Regions from separate parts of the Homo sapiens genome. Here region 2 is linked to region 1. A link is an interaction called in ENCODE POLR2A ChIA-PET data of the cell type or tissue named here. Cell type or tissue: GM12878. All regions are shown on one strand.

Evidence for each region. Peaks named below come from ENCODE experiments on the same cell type or tissue, not always from the same donor. Only the 100,000 strongest peaks of a DNase experiment are listed, where the experiment ranks them.
Region 2: POLR2A ChIA-PET joins it to region 1 with 7 read pairs; 2 of 35 experiments call an interaction of 5 or more read pairs at or near these places.

The regions. Positions count from the first base shown.
Region 1 is chr22:42,723,438-42,731,437 of GRCh38, reverse strand. No RefSeq gene overlaps it. Among named protein-coding and RNA genes, the nearest start is that of A4GALT, 6.6 kb to the right of the region's middle. In GM12878, no CTCF peak of the experiment used is centred here; a DNase peak (open chromatin) is centred at 3,723.
Region 2 is chr22:42,971,964-42,979,963 of GRCh38, reverse strand. The region is part of intron 1 of PACSIN2 (protein kinase C and casein kinase substrate in neurons 2); the gene reads left to right. Among named protein-coding and RNA genes, the nearest start is that of PACSIN2, 39 kb to the left of the region's middle. In GM12878, no CTCF peak of the experiment used is centred here; no DNase peak of the experiment used is centred here; H3K4me3 peaks cover 417 bases; H3K27ac peaks cover 1,637 bases.

The DNA of each region.
Region 1 (8,000 bases):
AGCAATCCTCCTGCCTCAGCCTCCCAAGCACCTGGGACTACAGGGGTGCGCCACCAGACCTGGCTAATTTTAAAAATTTTTTTATAGAGAGAGGTTCTCATCATGTTGCCCAGGCTGGTCTCGAACTTCTGACCTCAAGTGATCCTCCCACCTTAGCCTCCCAAAGTCTTGAGATTATAAGTTTGAGCCACTGTAACCAGCTGGGCTCTTCTATCTCAAAAGCAAAACTTCAAAATCCAATTTCTTGAGTATTCCAACCTTGATTACAAACAATTTACTAAACTCCCATACATGATCTAAACTGCAATGACAGATTTTGTATGGCTGACTTCCATAAGAATACTTTTACACTTAACACTCTTCTGAAACATCAAGGCCCGGGGATCATTTAGTGCTTCCTCACTTCGTTTTTCTTTTTTTCTTTTTTTTTTTCTTTTTTTTGAGACGGAGTCTTGCTGTGTTGCCCAAGCTGGAGTGCAGTGGCATGATCTCGGTTCACTGCAATCTCCGCCTCCCAGGTTCAAGCAATTCTCCTGCCTCAGCCTCCCAAGTAGCTGGGATTATAGGCGCCTGCCACCATGCCCAACTAATTTTTGTATTTTTAGTAGAGATGGGGTTTCACCATGTTGGTCAAGCTGGTCTCGAACTCCTGACCTGCCAGCCTTGGCCACCCAAAGTGCTGGGATTACAGGTGTGAACCACCGCGCCCAGCCAATGGTTTCTCATTTCTATCATTGCTTTTATCTTCTTAGGGATCTTTTGATTTCTCCCTAGGACTTTGGTGATGGGAGTTTATTTATTTATTTATTTATTGGATACAGGGTCTTGCTTTATCACTCAAGCTGGAATGCAATGGCTAACAGCTCACTGTAGCCTCAACCTCCTGGGCTGAAGCGATCCTGCCATCTCAACCTCCCAAGAAGCTGGGACTACAAGCACACACCACCACACCTGGCTAAAATTTTTATATTTTGTAGAGGCAGGGGTCTTGCTATGTTGCCCAGGCTGCTCTTGAACTCTTGGGCTCAAGTGATCCTCCTGCCTCAGCTTTCCAAAGTGCTAGAATTACAGGGTGAGCTACCCTGCCTGGCCAGTGATGGGATTTTGGTATCTTCCCATGTTTGGAATAATTTTCCAAGACAAGCTGAGGTCACTGCATCTGGATGTTTGACTGCTGGTCCTTGGCTGGAACATAGGACTTGACTGCCTCTGCTGGGATTGCAATGACCTATTTAGTCATTTTGGACATTCTCTGTTGAATCCTCCTTGTCCTTGCAAACTAGGGGTGGCCCCTGTCCTGAATACCTGGCAGAGCCTTGTCTGCCTGGTAGTTGTGTGCAGCTACCAGTGCCCATGAGTCTGTGCTTGCTTTCCTTGGTGCAGTTTCTGCCTCTCCAGGGCTCCAGCCCAGAGCTCTGTGTTTATTCTTTTCTGATTACACAGATAGAAAGCAAACAAATCAGGCCGGGCGTGGTGGCTCACGCCTGTAATCCCAGCACTTTGGGAGGCCGAGGCGGGCAGATCATGAGGTCAGGAGTTCAAGACTAGCCTGACAAACACCCTGAAACCCCATCTCTCCTAAAAAAAAATACAAAAAAATTAGCCGGGCGTGGTCACACGTGCCTGTAATCCCAGCTACTTGGGAGGCTGAGGCAGAAGAATCCCTTGAACCCAGGAGGCAGAGGTTGCAGTGAGCTGAGAACGCGCCACTGCACTCCAGCCTGGCAACAGAGTGAGACTCCGTCTCAAAAAAAAGAAAAAAGAAAGCAAACAGATCTCTTTACTGTTTTTTGTTTGTTTGTTTTTGTTTTTGTTTTTTTTTCGGATGGAGTTTCGCTCTTGTCGCCCAGGCTGGAGTGCAATGGCGTGATCTCGGCTCACTGCAACTTCCGCTTCCCGAGTTCAAGCGATTCTCCTGCCTCCTTGGGATTATAAACTTGAGCCTCCCGAGTAGCTGGGATTACAGGCATGCACCACCATGCCTGGTTAATTTTGTATTTTCAGTAGAGACGGGGTTTCTCCATGTTGGTCAAACTGGTCTCAAACTCCCGACCTCAGGTGATCTGCCCGCCTCAGCCTCCCAAAGTGCTAAGATTACAGGTGTGAGCCACCACGCCCGGCCTAATATGTTAACAATAATAAAAGAAACAAAATGCGTGGACTAACACACCCCCACATATTAAGCTCAGTAAAAATTCAAGTCATATGACAATCATCTTTCGTATTTATTTTTTTCCATACCTAGTCCCACAGACATCTTTCTTATATTACAACTCTTTTTTTTTTTTTTTTTTTTTTTGAGATAGAGTCTCTGTCATGCCAGGCTGGAGTGCAGTGGCATGATCTCAGCTCACTGCAACCTCCGCCTCCTGGGTTCAAACAGTTCTCCTGCCTCAGCCTCCCGAGTAGCTGAGATTACGGGTGCATGCCACCACACCGGTCTACATTTTGTATTTTTAGTAGAGATGGGTTTTCACCATGTTGGTCAGGCTGGTCTCGAACTCCTGACCTCAATTATGATCCACCCACCTCAGCCTCCCAAAGTGCCGGGATTACAGGTGTGAGCCACTGTGCCCGGCTTTTTTTTTTTTTTTTTTTTTTTGTAGAGGTAGGGTCTTACTATGCTCCCCAGGCTGGTCTTGAATTCCTGGGCTCAAACGATCCTCCTGCCTCAGCCTCCCAAAGTGTTGGGATTATAGGCGTGAGCCACTGTGCCCAGCCAGGGAATAATTTTTTATGCTCATATTATCACAGCTTGGCTGATGCTGGGGAGACTTTGGTTGTTTCCATTGCCTGTCCCATATTCCCCTAACATGTGTGAGTGTGGCCTTCCTTTCTGGCCACCCCAGGCCATTCTGGGTCATTCTAATTTTTTTTTTTTTTTTTTTTTTTTGAGACGGAGTCTCATTTTGTCACCCAGGCTGGAGTGCAGTGGCAACATCTCAGCTCACTGCAAGCTCCGCCTTCCTGGGTTCATGCCATTCTCTTGCCTCAGCCTCCTGAGTAGCTGGGACTACAGGCGCCCGCCACCACGCCCGGCTAATTTTTTGTATTTTCAGTAGAGACGGGGTTTCAGCGTGTTAGCCAGGATGGTCTCGATCTCCTGACCTTGTGATCCACCCGCCTCAGCCTCCCAAAGTGCTGGGATTACAGGCGTGAGCCACCGCGCCCGGCCTAATTTTTTTTTTTTATATGCTCCAAGGGATACTGGTTTCCTTTAGTGGATAAGGGTCTAAGAGACTTATATCTGGGTACCAAGGTGCCCATGAGACTGGGGGTGGGCAAGGAGCTATTGTGGCTTTCAGGCAACTCTTGTCAAAAACAAAGCCGGAAGCCAGGCGCGGTGGCTCACGTCTGTAGTCCTAGCATTTTGGGAGGCCAAGGTGGGTGGATTGCCTGAGCTCAGGAGTTCGAGACCAGCCTGGGCAACATGGTGAAACCCTGTCTCTACTAAAAATACAAAAAATTAGCCAGGCGTGGTGGTGCATGCCTGTAATCACAGCTACTCGGGAAGCTGAGGCAGGAGAATCGCTTGAACCCAGGAGGCGGAGGTTGCAGTGAGCCAAGATTACATCACTGCACTGCAGCCTGGGCGACAGAGCGAGACTCTGTCTCAAAAAAAAAAAAAGAAAGAAAAGAAAAGAAAAAACACAAAAAAACCAAAGCCGGAAATAACTCATACTTTTAAGGTCATAAATGGACAGTAAGTTCCTTCAGTCTGTGGTTTTGTTAACAGACATTAATAACATTGTTATTGTTAATTCTGTATTGACAAGGGCGAGCCACAGCAGTCACTGTGACACTGGCTGGCTCAGCAGGGGACAGGAAAGGGATGAAGAAGACAGGGAAGGAAGGGTCAGAAACAGCGAGTGGAGGTGATTTGTTTGAGAAATCTGGTTGACAGGAGGAGAGAGCTGGCAGTCACAGGGTGGAGGGAGGAGTGTTTGCTTTGCTTTTTGTTTTCTTGTCCTTTTCTTGGGATGGGAGAGGCTCAAGCTTGCTCATGGGTGGAGTGGAAAGTGCCAGTACCCATAAGAGTGTATCAATCAAAATTCCTGCTTGTACAAGGGAAAGTAAGAAGCTGGGTGTGTAATCCCCACACTTTGGGAGGCCAAGATGGGCGGACCACCTTAGGTCCAGGGTTGGAGACATGGCGAAACCCTGTCTCTACTAAAAATACAAAAACTAGCTGGATGTGGTGATGTGCGCCTTTAGTCCTAGCTACTAGGGAGGCAGAGGCTCGAGAATTTCTTGAACCCAGGAGGCCGAGGTTGCAGTGAGCCCAGATCGTGCTACTGCATTCCAGCCTGGGCGACAGGGAGACTCTGTCTTAAAAAAAAAAAAAAAAAAGAAAAGTGAAAGAATCCAGCTTGTCTGGTTAAACCAAACCGTGTAACAGGAAAGCCCAGGTGGGGATGGAAGCAGGGAGATCACCAGGTCAGGCCCAGCTGGACATGGCTCCAGGGATGCCCTGACTCAGTTCTGTGTGTGTAACTAGCTCCATTCATGGGGGACTGGGCTCTATTCTGAGATGGGCCCTCCCCTCATGTGGCAATGAGATATCACCGAGTCCAGAAAAAGACAACACACCTAGAAGCCATCCAGAAGAGGACACACCTCTGTCCCAGACTTCTATCATTAAGACCATGTGGGTCACATCATCTCTGGACCAGTCTCTGGCTGGGTGTTGTGAACAGTCCAGGGTCAGAAATAACCAGGCCCACGTTTGTGTCTTTCCACAATGTCAGGATTTTAGCAGATTTTTTTGTGTTTCAATCACAAAAGCCATGAGCTCCATGGGGTTCCCAAGGAGGCATTCTCATTGCTTCCCATTTACTCAGTAGTCAGAGCCACAGGCACACAGGCTCAAGCCACTCCACAAGTCAGTCAATACTGCAAACCATACACAGTAGTGTGCTTAGTCTATATATAAATGTTACAGATTAAACATTCCACAACAAAGTCACACTTAACATCAAGAGGAAAGAGAGGCTGGGTGCGGTGGCTCACGTCTGTAATCCCAGCACTTTGGGAGACTGAGGCGGGCAGACTGCCTGAGGTCAGGAGTTCGAGACCAGCCTGGCCAACATGATGAAACCCCGTCTATACTAAAAATACCAAAAAAATAAAAAAAAATAAAAGCCAGGCATGGTGACAAGTGCCCATAATCCTAGCTACTCAGGAGGCTGAGGCACTAGAATTGCTTGAGCCTGGGAGGCAGAGATTGCAGCAGTGAAGACAGAGCAAGACCCTGTCTCAAGAAGAAAAAAAGATGGAGTTACTTATGTCAAGGGAGCCACTGCTTTAAACTGGCTCACAGGCCCGCCTTGGAGCTGGGGACAGGTCAACCACACCAAACCCAGGTGGAATTCCTCAGGAAGTATTTAGTGTGCTGTTACCAGACAGTTGGCAGAGAGAAGAAAGAAAGATCCCTGTCCACCAGAAAGTTGGAGCTAGGGGCCAGACAGGGGGTGATCAATGAGAGCAGGCACACAGGGGATGAGAGGAGACGGACCCTGTGCCTTGCCTCTGCCTGTGCTGTTCCTTCTGCCAGGAGAGCCTTATGGAGTAATTGACAGAACCTCCCCTCCCGTGTAAGCAGTGGTCTAGATGTTGACATCCTGCCTTTCTTCTCTAGGGCCCAGGAAATGCCTGTTGAAATAAATTGCTGGAAAGCCACCACACCACGAACCGTGCAAATTGTCAGACTGTTCTTTCCCATGTGGATATGAAATCTGCTTTGGAGCATGGGCCCAGTGGGGCTGCAGGGAGCCCACCACCTTCCAGGACCACTACTGTCTTAGCCAGGACTAAGAGTTATGGACTGAGACCTATTAACTGAGGGCCCTTAGGCAAGGCTGTGCCTGGCTCCTTAAGCCCCAGGGTCCTCCTGGGTAAGGGGTGCCCCTGGAAAGGGCTTAGCAAGTGGTAGGAGTTCACCCCAACAGTAACTATGCCAGTGCTTTATCCTTCCCTTATTGCAGGTAGACCAAAGTGGCCACAGGCTTTCTATTCAACATTCACAACCAGATGACCAGCTCCAGTTTACTGATGGGAGAGAAACCCATTGGTTCAAAGAGTTTAAGAATTTCAGCCTAGCTGGGCGCGGTGGCTCACGCCTGTAATCCCAGCACTTTGAGAGGCCGAGGCGGGCGGATCACAAGGTCAGGAGTTCGAGATCAGTCTGGCCAACACAGCGAAACCCCGTCTCTACTAAAAATACAAAAAAAAAAAAAAAATTAGCCGGACGTGGTGGCCGGTGCCTGTAGTCCCAGCTACTTGGGAGGCTGAGGCAGGAAAATGACGTGAACCCGGGAGGCAGAGCTTGCAGTGAGCTGAGATCGCGCCACTGCACTGCACTTCAGCCTGGGCGACAAAGTGAGACGCCGTCTCAAAAAAAAAAGAAATTCAGCCTAGAAGCTGGGCGAGGTGGCTCACACCTGTAATCCCAGCACTTTGGGAGGCCAAAGCGGGAGGATCATTAGAGGTCAGGTGATCAAGACCAGCCTGACCAACGTGGTGAAACCCTGTCTCTACTAAAAATATAAAAAAATTAGCCAGGTGTGGTGGCGGGCACCTGTAATCCCAGCTACTCGTGAGGCTGAGGCAGGAGAATCACTTGAACTCAGGAGGCAGAGGTTGCAGTGAGCCGAGATTGCGCCATTGCACTCCAGCCTGGGTGACAAGAGCAAAACTCCATCTCAAAAAAAAAAAAAAAGAGCCAGGCATTGTGGTGCACACCTGTGGTCCCAGCTACCCAGGAGGCTGAGGCAGGAGGATCACTTGTGCCTGGGAGGTCAAGGCTGCAGTGAGTTGGAATCACATCACTGCACTCCATCCTGGGCAACAGAGTGAGACCCTGTCTCTAAATAATAATAATAATAATAATAAATCCCAGCCTGAGTAAGAGTGTCTCAAAAAAAGAAAGAAAAAAAAATCTGCCCACACCCACCCTGCTAAGAGAGGCAGATTCAACCCCAGGCAGATCACTCTCTTCTTTCACAAGCATCCCAGCCCTCTCCATCTCCAACCAGAAAGCCAGCCACGAGCCATGCCTTCCCTTCCTCTCAGAGCCTGTGTGCTCAACCTTAGGAGGAAAGGGACCTGCCAGGGTGCTAGGAGGGAGGGAAGAGGGGAGCACTGGGCTCAGAGGCGGAGGGGGTGCTCCGGGGGTCAGGAGAGCCCAGGGCAACATGGGCCAGGCTGTGCTTCCAGGGCAGAGTTTCACAGATGAGTGAACTGAGGCCAGGGCAGGTCAGACACATAGGCTCTTTTGTCCCCTGCTTCCTCCTTCACGCCCTGGCCTCTGAAGCTCTCCCTGCAGTCGGGACAGGTCAGGCTAGAAAATAATTTGGCCTCAAAGGCTGCTGGGGCTTTGGGGGTCAGGCAAATTTGAATTCCAACCTCTGCTTGTTTTTTCCTTTCTTACCTTTATTTTGAGATAGGATCATTTTATGTTGCCCAGGCTGGTCTTGAACTCCTGGGTTCAAATGATCCTACTGCCTCAGCCTCTGTGAGCTTAGGTTAATTTCCATCTTGGGCTCAGTATTTTTCTTTTTTCTGGGACGGGGTCTCGCTCTCACCTAGGCTGGAGTGCAGTGGCATGATCTCGGCTCACTGCAATCTCTGCCTCCCAGGTTCGAGCAATTCTGCCTCAGCCTCCTGAGTAGCAGGGATGACAGGCAGGCACCACCACATCTGGCTAATTTTTGTATTTTTAGTAGAGATGGGATTTTGCCATGTTGGCCAGGCTGGTCTTGAACACCCGAGCTTAGGTGATCCGCATGCCTCGGCCACCCAAGTGCTGGGATTACAGGCTTAAACCACTGCACCCAGCCAACAGCCTCCGTTTTTTTTTGTTTGTTTGTTTTTGAGATGAAGTCTCGCTCTGTCGCCATACTGGAGTGCAGTGGCATGATCTCAGCTCACTGCAACCTCTGCCTCCCAGGTTCGAGTGATTCTCCTGCCTCAGCCTCCCGAGGAGCTGGGACTACAGGGGC
Region 2 (8,000 bases), 250 kb before region 1:
ATGTGTATTGTATGTATGTGCGTATGTGTAATAAATGTGTGTATGTAAATTTACAATGACAAGTACAGTTGGCATAAGCAGGGGTTTGCAGACAAACGTGTTTCAGCACACTGGGCAACATATCAGTCTGTAGCATGTGGTCAGGATGCAAGGGGGATCCGTTAATCCATTAATAACTTAGGGATTTTGTCCTCAGGAATCTCCCAGCCTAGAGGAGGCAATGTCTGTGTTTAAATAACTATAACCCAAGTTAGAAAGCGGCAGGTGCCTTAAGACAGAGCATATACTCCCAGGAGGAAGGAGCCAGAGAATTCATAGAGAAGGAGGTATCTGACCTGGGCCAATTACTTCTTTCTTTGTTTTTTGACTGTTTTTATATTTAGTTAAATATCTGTATATTTCTTTTTTCTTTTCTTTCCTTTTTTTTTTTTTTTTTTTTTGAGAGGGAGTCTTGCTTTGTTGCCTAGGCTGGAGTGCAGTGGCATGATCTCGGCTCACTGCAACCTCCACCTCCCATGTTCAAGTGATTCCCATGCCTCAGCCTTTGGAGTAGCTGGGATTACAGACGCCTGCTACCACGCTTGGCTAATTTTTGTATTTTTAGTAGAGATGGGGTTTCACCATGTTGACCAGGCTGGTCTCAAACTCCCGATCTTAGGTGATCCACCTGCCTCTGCCTCCCAAAGTGCTGAGATTGCAGGCATGAGCCACCGCACCTGGCCAAATATCTCTATATTTCTGTAAATCTATAAATAAAAACACAAACAGATGAACCATCATTGGGCCTTGGGCAGTGGTATGGACATTTGAATTGTTTTTGAAGTTTCTATGTCTCAGCCAGTACAGGTGCTGGCTGTTTCTCCTAGGCAATGGAGCTTTGTAGTACCCCTGTTGTCTGTGCTATACTGCAGGGGGATTGGTCAACAGGATGCATTCCTTTCTGTCACAGTTCATTATACTGGTCAGAGTTCTGAGGTCACCAGCTAACCTGAGCATAATCAGTTCCTTGGAAGACATTGGGTGGAGTGACCTCATAGACTCATAGGAAACCTGAAAAGAAGCCAGGGGAGAAACAATTGTTTTGAAGGAGTAGGGAGATTTCCCAAAGCCCAGCTGGAATGCTGTTGCCAGGAGGAGGAACCAGTTAAGGGGCAGGGACCAGCCTTTTTGGAAATGCTTTGTAGAATGCCCTAGGGAAGAGGAAATACATAAACCAAGGGCCAGGATGCAAACATACTTTTGAATATGTCTCAGATCTGAGTCCACCTGAACGTCTGCAGGCCAAAAAGCATAGCACATCATTCATAGGAACTCCAGAAATGTTGCCCGACTGCCTCCCACAACTTACCGTCAGTGCGGGCATGGAAACCTTCCTGCTTTCTGCTCTGTGTGGGTGGGTGAATGTGAGTGAGGAGAAACACTGTCATCTGGGAGTGAAGAGCCCAGCTTTGCAGTCATTCAGCAGGATGAGGGTGGACTTTTGGCTCTGCCACCAACGCAGTGTGGGCCCTGTGCTCTTCTTGTGTTGCGTGTAAACGAAGACTGATATTTTCTGTTAGATTTCTCAGCGTTATAGGTTATTGGATTTGTTACTGTGTGCTCATGCCAAGAGAAACAGAAGATGTATAAACAGCTAGGTGGTAATCAACTGTTGACTGCTTGTTGTAGCAGAGCCTTCCACAACTTTCTCCTGACCCTCACAAATGCATGTTTTAAAAAAAGAGAGGGACCTATTGTAGGCATTATTCAGCAACTTGTTATTTTCACTTCTCTTGAGCTTACACACCCCTGAATTTAAGCTCTTTTGATAACAAATAATTGAAAAAAGTGCATGGCAGGTTGTAGGTGCTCATTGTGGGATGAATGAATGAATGAGCCAGTGAGTGAGTGTTGTACTCTGGATCTCTCTCCAGGTCAGTAGTTTTTAGTAGTTATGTCACACTGAATTGCTCTAGTCTTTTTCAGACTTGTACTAGCAATGTATGAGTACCCCTGTATTAGTTCGTTCTCACATTGCTATAAAGAACCACCTGAGACTGGGTGATTTATGAAGAAAAGAGGTTTAATTGACTCAGTTTCACAGGCTTAGCAGGAAGCATGGCTAGGAGGCCTCAGGAAACTACAATCATGGTGGAAGGGGAAGCAAGCGTGTCTTACCATGGCAGAGCAGGAGAGAGACAGAGAGCGTGAGGGGGGAAGTGCCACATGCTTCAGATCTCCGAGAACACACTTACTGTCATGAGAATAGCAAGGGGGAAATTCGCCTCCATGATCTAATCACCTCCCATCAGGTCCCTCCCCTGCCACACAGGGATTACAATTTGCCGTGAGATTTGGGTGAGGACACAGAGCCTAACCATATCAACCCCTTTTACTGGGCATTTCCACCAGTGCTAGATGTTGTATTGTTTTTGCTAATCTCATGGCTGAAAATGGTATTATAGTCTTAATTATTTTTAACTAAAAACTGTTTTTCACCATTCTGTTTCTATGGAGCACTTTTATTTTAATTTGTGTTTTCCTGAGTACTGGTGAGGTTGAGCACCATTTCACCTTTTTTCTTTATTTTTTCTTCTGTGAATTCCATACCTATATCCTTTCTCCGTTTTTCCGTCTACTGGATTGTTTTGAATTTTTAGGAACTCTTTGTATATTAGGGCTATAAATTATTTGTTGTGTGCATTGCAAATGTGTCCCCAGCTATTGTTTCTATAGTTTGTTTTTACATTGTTTAGGTGTGTTTTGCCATAAAATTTTAAGATTTTTTGCAAATTTCTATTTCTATTTCTTTGTAAAAATGTTTGTTTCTTCTTCCATCCATGGTCTAAATGAAATTACAGATCAGTCTCATATGAATGTAATATGTGTCTATTAATGCATATATATGTTTATATATTTGCAACATTTTAAAGTAGGTTTCTAAATCAAATAATAATTTGAATACAGTAGTGTATTAAAAGATTAATTTTTCATGACCAAACAAGGTTTACTCTAGCAATGCAAGGATAGCATAACATGAGGTATTGTGTCGGCTGGAGAAACTTCTAGCTCAGGGATTAGAGCATGGTTTGCCCCAGTCCTGCCATTTACTAATTCTCTGACGTTAGCCAAATTAGTTAATCTCCCTGAGCTTCAGTCTCCTCATCTATAAAATTGGCAGGACAATTACAATACTGCTGTATAGGGTTGATGGAAGGACGAAATGGGGTATCTGTGAAATGATTAGACCTGGGTTTGGTGCATAATAAGTGCTCAGTTAATGTTATACATCACAATTCACTGTATCACATTAAAAAGAAAACCCATGTGGTTATGTTAGCATATTTAAAAGGCATGTAATACAATTCTGCCGCTAATCTTAATGAAAATCTAAAACAGTCATAGAATCTACATAAATACAGAAATAGGTGCCAACACCCAGCAGCAAGCCTGTTAAGTGGCCATTCTGTGACACTCCAGGCATGACAGGGAGGCCTGCATTTAGCACTGTTGCCTCAAATCGATGATCCTGTGGACTTGTCAGGCTTTTGGGGAGAGGAGCCAGTCTGTCGCCTGGGCTGGCCAGTGTTGCCTCTGCTCTGTCTGGAGCAAGTGTGCATTAAGGCCTGCGCTTGCCAGTGGCCTTTCACCAGGGTGTAGCTTCTGGCCTTGCTCTATAGGAACCAGGAATTCCTGGGGTTGGGCTGGGAAGAGGATCGTTAAAGTGATAAGCCTGGAGGCATTTTGAGAACTACCTGTGACATTTAGAGTGAGGAGGGTCAGCAGTGGGTGGGTTAGCCTGGCAGGTGCCAAGGTTCTGTACTCCCTCTAGGTGAAGAATTAGCACAGGCATAGTTTCTAGCCCCCTTTTCCTCTCCTACATGCAAAATAAGATGATGAATGTTCTCCAAATGACAGAGGAGGGGAAGGCCTCAATGCTGTGAACTCTGTAGGGTTTCAGCTCAGATTGGACCTTCCAGACTGGCCTGGAAAGCCATGGGGGCCAGGGTGTCTCAGCATTGGCCCGCTTTTGGCCTGGTATTTGTTGAACATCTATCAGTGGGTCTTTTTCTTGTGTCTGTCTTACAGCATTTCTCTCATCTACCCCTAGTTTAGAAATGTTTTCTTAGATAACTTAAAATTCATGTAAAATAAGAGGTGATGGATATATAAGTTTTGGAACATACTAATAAATGCCTGGGAGCCAACCTCCTAGCTGGAGAACTAAACCACTGTGCACCACAGGGAAACTCCTAGTGGGTGCTCCCTGCCAGGGGGTAAAGGCATTCTAGAATAGTTCATCATTCCTGCACCTTTTTTTTTTTTTTAAAGAATATTGACAAGGCTCTGGTTAGAAAAAGGGAAAAAAAAAAGAATACTTATACACATGTATCTGTAAATAATATATTCTATTTTTGTTTATGAATTTTATAAAAAGAGACTCATAAGTAATCTGCAAATTTCATTTTTCATTCATTTTTACAGCTGGATAATTTTTCATTGTGTGCATGCTATATATATATATATTTGTATATATTTTTTATTTTTGTAGAGACAGGGTCTTGCCCGAACTCCTGAGCTCGAGCAATTCTCCTGCCTCAGCCTCCCAAAGTGCTGGGATTATAGGCATGAGCCACCATGCCCAGCCCCCTTTCTACCTTTTAATAGATATATTTTAGTTTTATTTGTCTTATGAGTAAACCACAAGAATGGGGACTTTCTCTAATGGATTTCTGTATCCTGTGAAAGTACTAAAACTTGTGGTGAATATGGTGGGAGCGTCCTCCATGCTAATAACTGAGTATTGGCATTGGATTTAAGGGAGTCAGTAGGTTAAACTGATACAGATTGGACCTTAGAGAGGGTGATGTGAGTGTCAGAACAAGACCAAAATGCCACCCTTGTTACAATGTAGTAGAAGTGGTGGACTAGAGCTCATCTGCAGTGCAGGCAGGTGGGCTTGCTGACTCTCCCTGACCCACATTCTAGGCCCTGGCACAGTCTACTCAAAGGTCAGCTGGGTCTGCAGAGGAGATATCCTTGCTCCAGCTGGCTGCCTTGCATCAATCTGGGGTGGAGAGGAAAGGAAAAGAGGACTAATTCCCAAAGCTTATGTTGTTGTTGTTGTTCCTTCTCCTCGTCCTCCTCCTCCTCTTCTTCTTCTTCTTTCTCTTTTCTTCCTCTCCTCCTCCTCCTCCTCCTTCTTCTCTTTTCTTTTCTTTTTTTTTTTTTTTTTGAGACAAGATCTCACTGTGTTGCCCAGGCTGGAGTGCAGTGGCACAATCTCAACTCACTGCAACCTCCACCTCCCAGGTTTAAGCAGTTACGGTGCCTCAGCCACCCGAGTAGCTGGGATTACAGGCACACACCACCATGCCCAGCTAATTTTTGTATTTTTAATAGAGGCAGGGTTTCACCATGTTGGCCATGGCTGGTGCTTATGATCTTTTAATGGATGGCCTCTACCCAGACAAGAAGCCTGTATGTGGTACTTCTGCCCCTACTCACCAGGAAGAGCACTCTCCTCTACTGTTCTCCAGTGGGGAGGAGTTAGGCGTGGCTTAGACCAGGAGCATTGAGGGAATGGAAATCATTGGCAAAGGGGAGCTGGCATCCTTCCCTACTGTTTAGAAGTAGATCATATCTAATTAACAGGTGAATGCTCTGGGTATGGCACCTGCTATTTGGTGCTCATGGGAAAGGGCCTTGGGTAGACGGTTCAGGCGCCAGGCCCTTGGTGGAACTGGCTTTTGTTTTTCATTGTACCTAGTCATGGTACACTGGATGGCGGATAACCGGAAGCAGAGTCGACATAGGGATACGGAGGGAAGGAGACTTACATAGATTTCAGGACAACAGTGAGCTGCCAGGCACCAGGCCAGGTGCTTTATCTCATGTAATCCACTTGGTAACATGTGAGGTGGGAGATGCTGGTCCTTTTTATACAGGTGAGGAAACAGAGGCTCTGAGGTAAATTGAATTGCGATTCCACAGCTCGTGGGCTGTGAGCTGGCATTTGTATCAGGCTACAAGTTAAGGCTACGCTTCTGTTCTTGGTACTTGGCATCCACACCTGAGCTATGTGTCCCCAAGGATGAGGCTGCCATTTCTCTCGTGGGCTTTTCTCTTTTCCTCTTTTAGCATATGCTGTGCCCCTAGACCCTAAGCCCTGTGCTAGGTGCCAAGGAAACAAGGGCAATGAGGGATGATGGAGACGGGAGTGGAGGATGGGCCCAGGCCTAAGACTGGAGTGTAGCAGGCCTGTTTCTGTGTCAGTTACAGGGGAGAGCAGCCAACCCAGTCTGGGTTTATGGGGCAGGGGGCCATGCGTGGCACAAGTGTGGGGCTTGCCACACCTGGGCGGAGACAGGCAGGCATGTTGGCTGGAGAGCTTGCTTGCGAGCTTTGCAGCTATCAAATGTGTAAATTCCAAAGTGTATATGTAGAGTTTCTGATTGAATGAAACATTTGAAAAATGAATGGGGAAAGCATCTGGAGTCTTTTTCTCAATGAGAAGTTAAAGGAGGAAGCTTCAGTGGAGCCTTGTTGACAAAAAACAGTGTGGTACAGATTCCCAGTTGCATAATTCAGAGCACTGGGGAAGTTTTGACCTGTGTTTTGCTCGTCAATTCCTGAGCAAGTGGAAATAATGAAGTTGCTCAGGAGGGATTGCCTTGTGGGCGAGACCTGTGACAGAGTCTGTCATTTTGAACCTTCTGTTCTGGAAATACTTTTTACAGTGTCTTCTGCCTTTTTTCTTTTTAAAGATTGTTTTAAAAACACCACTTCTCGCTTTCTCTCCTTATCTTTCAGTAATTTGTTGCAGGGCATTTTGGATAGGAATATTTCACTGATATTCTTGTTTGAGCTGACGGTCATGTCCCAGATGTGTTTGCTGCAGTATGTGGGCAGATATATGACTGCCCTGTCAAAGTTCTTACTTCCGTATTGACCCCAGCCATAAAAGTCATGATAAATCTGGTTCACAATGAACAATCCTCACATGCTGTTCGTAATTAGAAAATCCAGGTGTGTGCTTTTATTTCTAGAATTTTGTCCTGTCTGAAATGTAGGAAGATGCTGTTATAAAGAAGCACATTCAAAGCCATTTAAAAGCACGGTTGAGCTGGGTGCAGTGGCATGCATCTGTAATCCAGGTACACAGGAGGCTGAGGCGGGAACATGGCTTCAGCCCAGGAGTTGAAGTCCAGCCTGGGCAACATAAGAAAAAAAAAAGTAAAAGCATGGCTGACTTTTCTTAGAGTGAGGCAGTAGACTGTGTGCTTCCTGGCGTGGTGTCCAGGTCGGAAAGCCCAGAGGTGGAATTCTCCTTTGGCCACTTTGGGCCCATCCTGGTGCAGAGCTACAACTTCAGGTTTCCTAGTGCACAGTTCTGATCATATCTTTTTTTCCTAGATGTATAAGGAACTATTTTTCTAAAATGGTGGTGGTTTAAAATATATATATATATATTTAGTATTTATTGATGATTCTTGGGTGTTTCTCGGAGAGGGGGATTTGGCAGGGTCATAGGACAATAGTGGAGGGAAGGTCAGCAGATAAACATGTGAACAAGGGTCTCTGGTTTTCCTAGGCAGAGGACCCTGCGGCCTTCCGCAATGTTTATGTCCCTGGGTACTGGAGCTTAGGGAGTGGTGATGACTCTTAAAGAGCATGCTGCCTTCAAGCATCTGTTTAACAAAGCACATCGTGCACCGCCCTTAATCCATTTAACCCTGAGTGGACACAGCACATGTTTCAGAGAGCACGGGATTGGGGGCAAGGCCATAGATCAACAGCGTCCCAAGGCAGAAGAATCTTTCCTAGCACAGAACAAAATGGAGTCTCCTATGTCTACTTCTTTCCACACAGACACAGTAACAATCCGACTTCTCTTTCTTTTCCCCACATTTCCCCCCCCCATTGGACAAAACCGCCATTGTCATCATGGCCCGTTCTCAATGAGCTGCTGGGTACACCTCCCAGACGGGGTGGCGGCCGGGCAGAGGGGCTCCTCACCT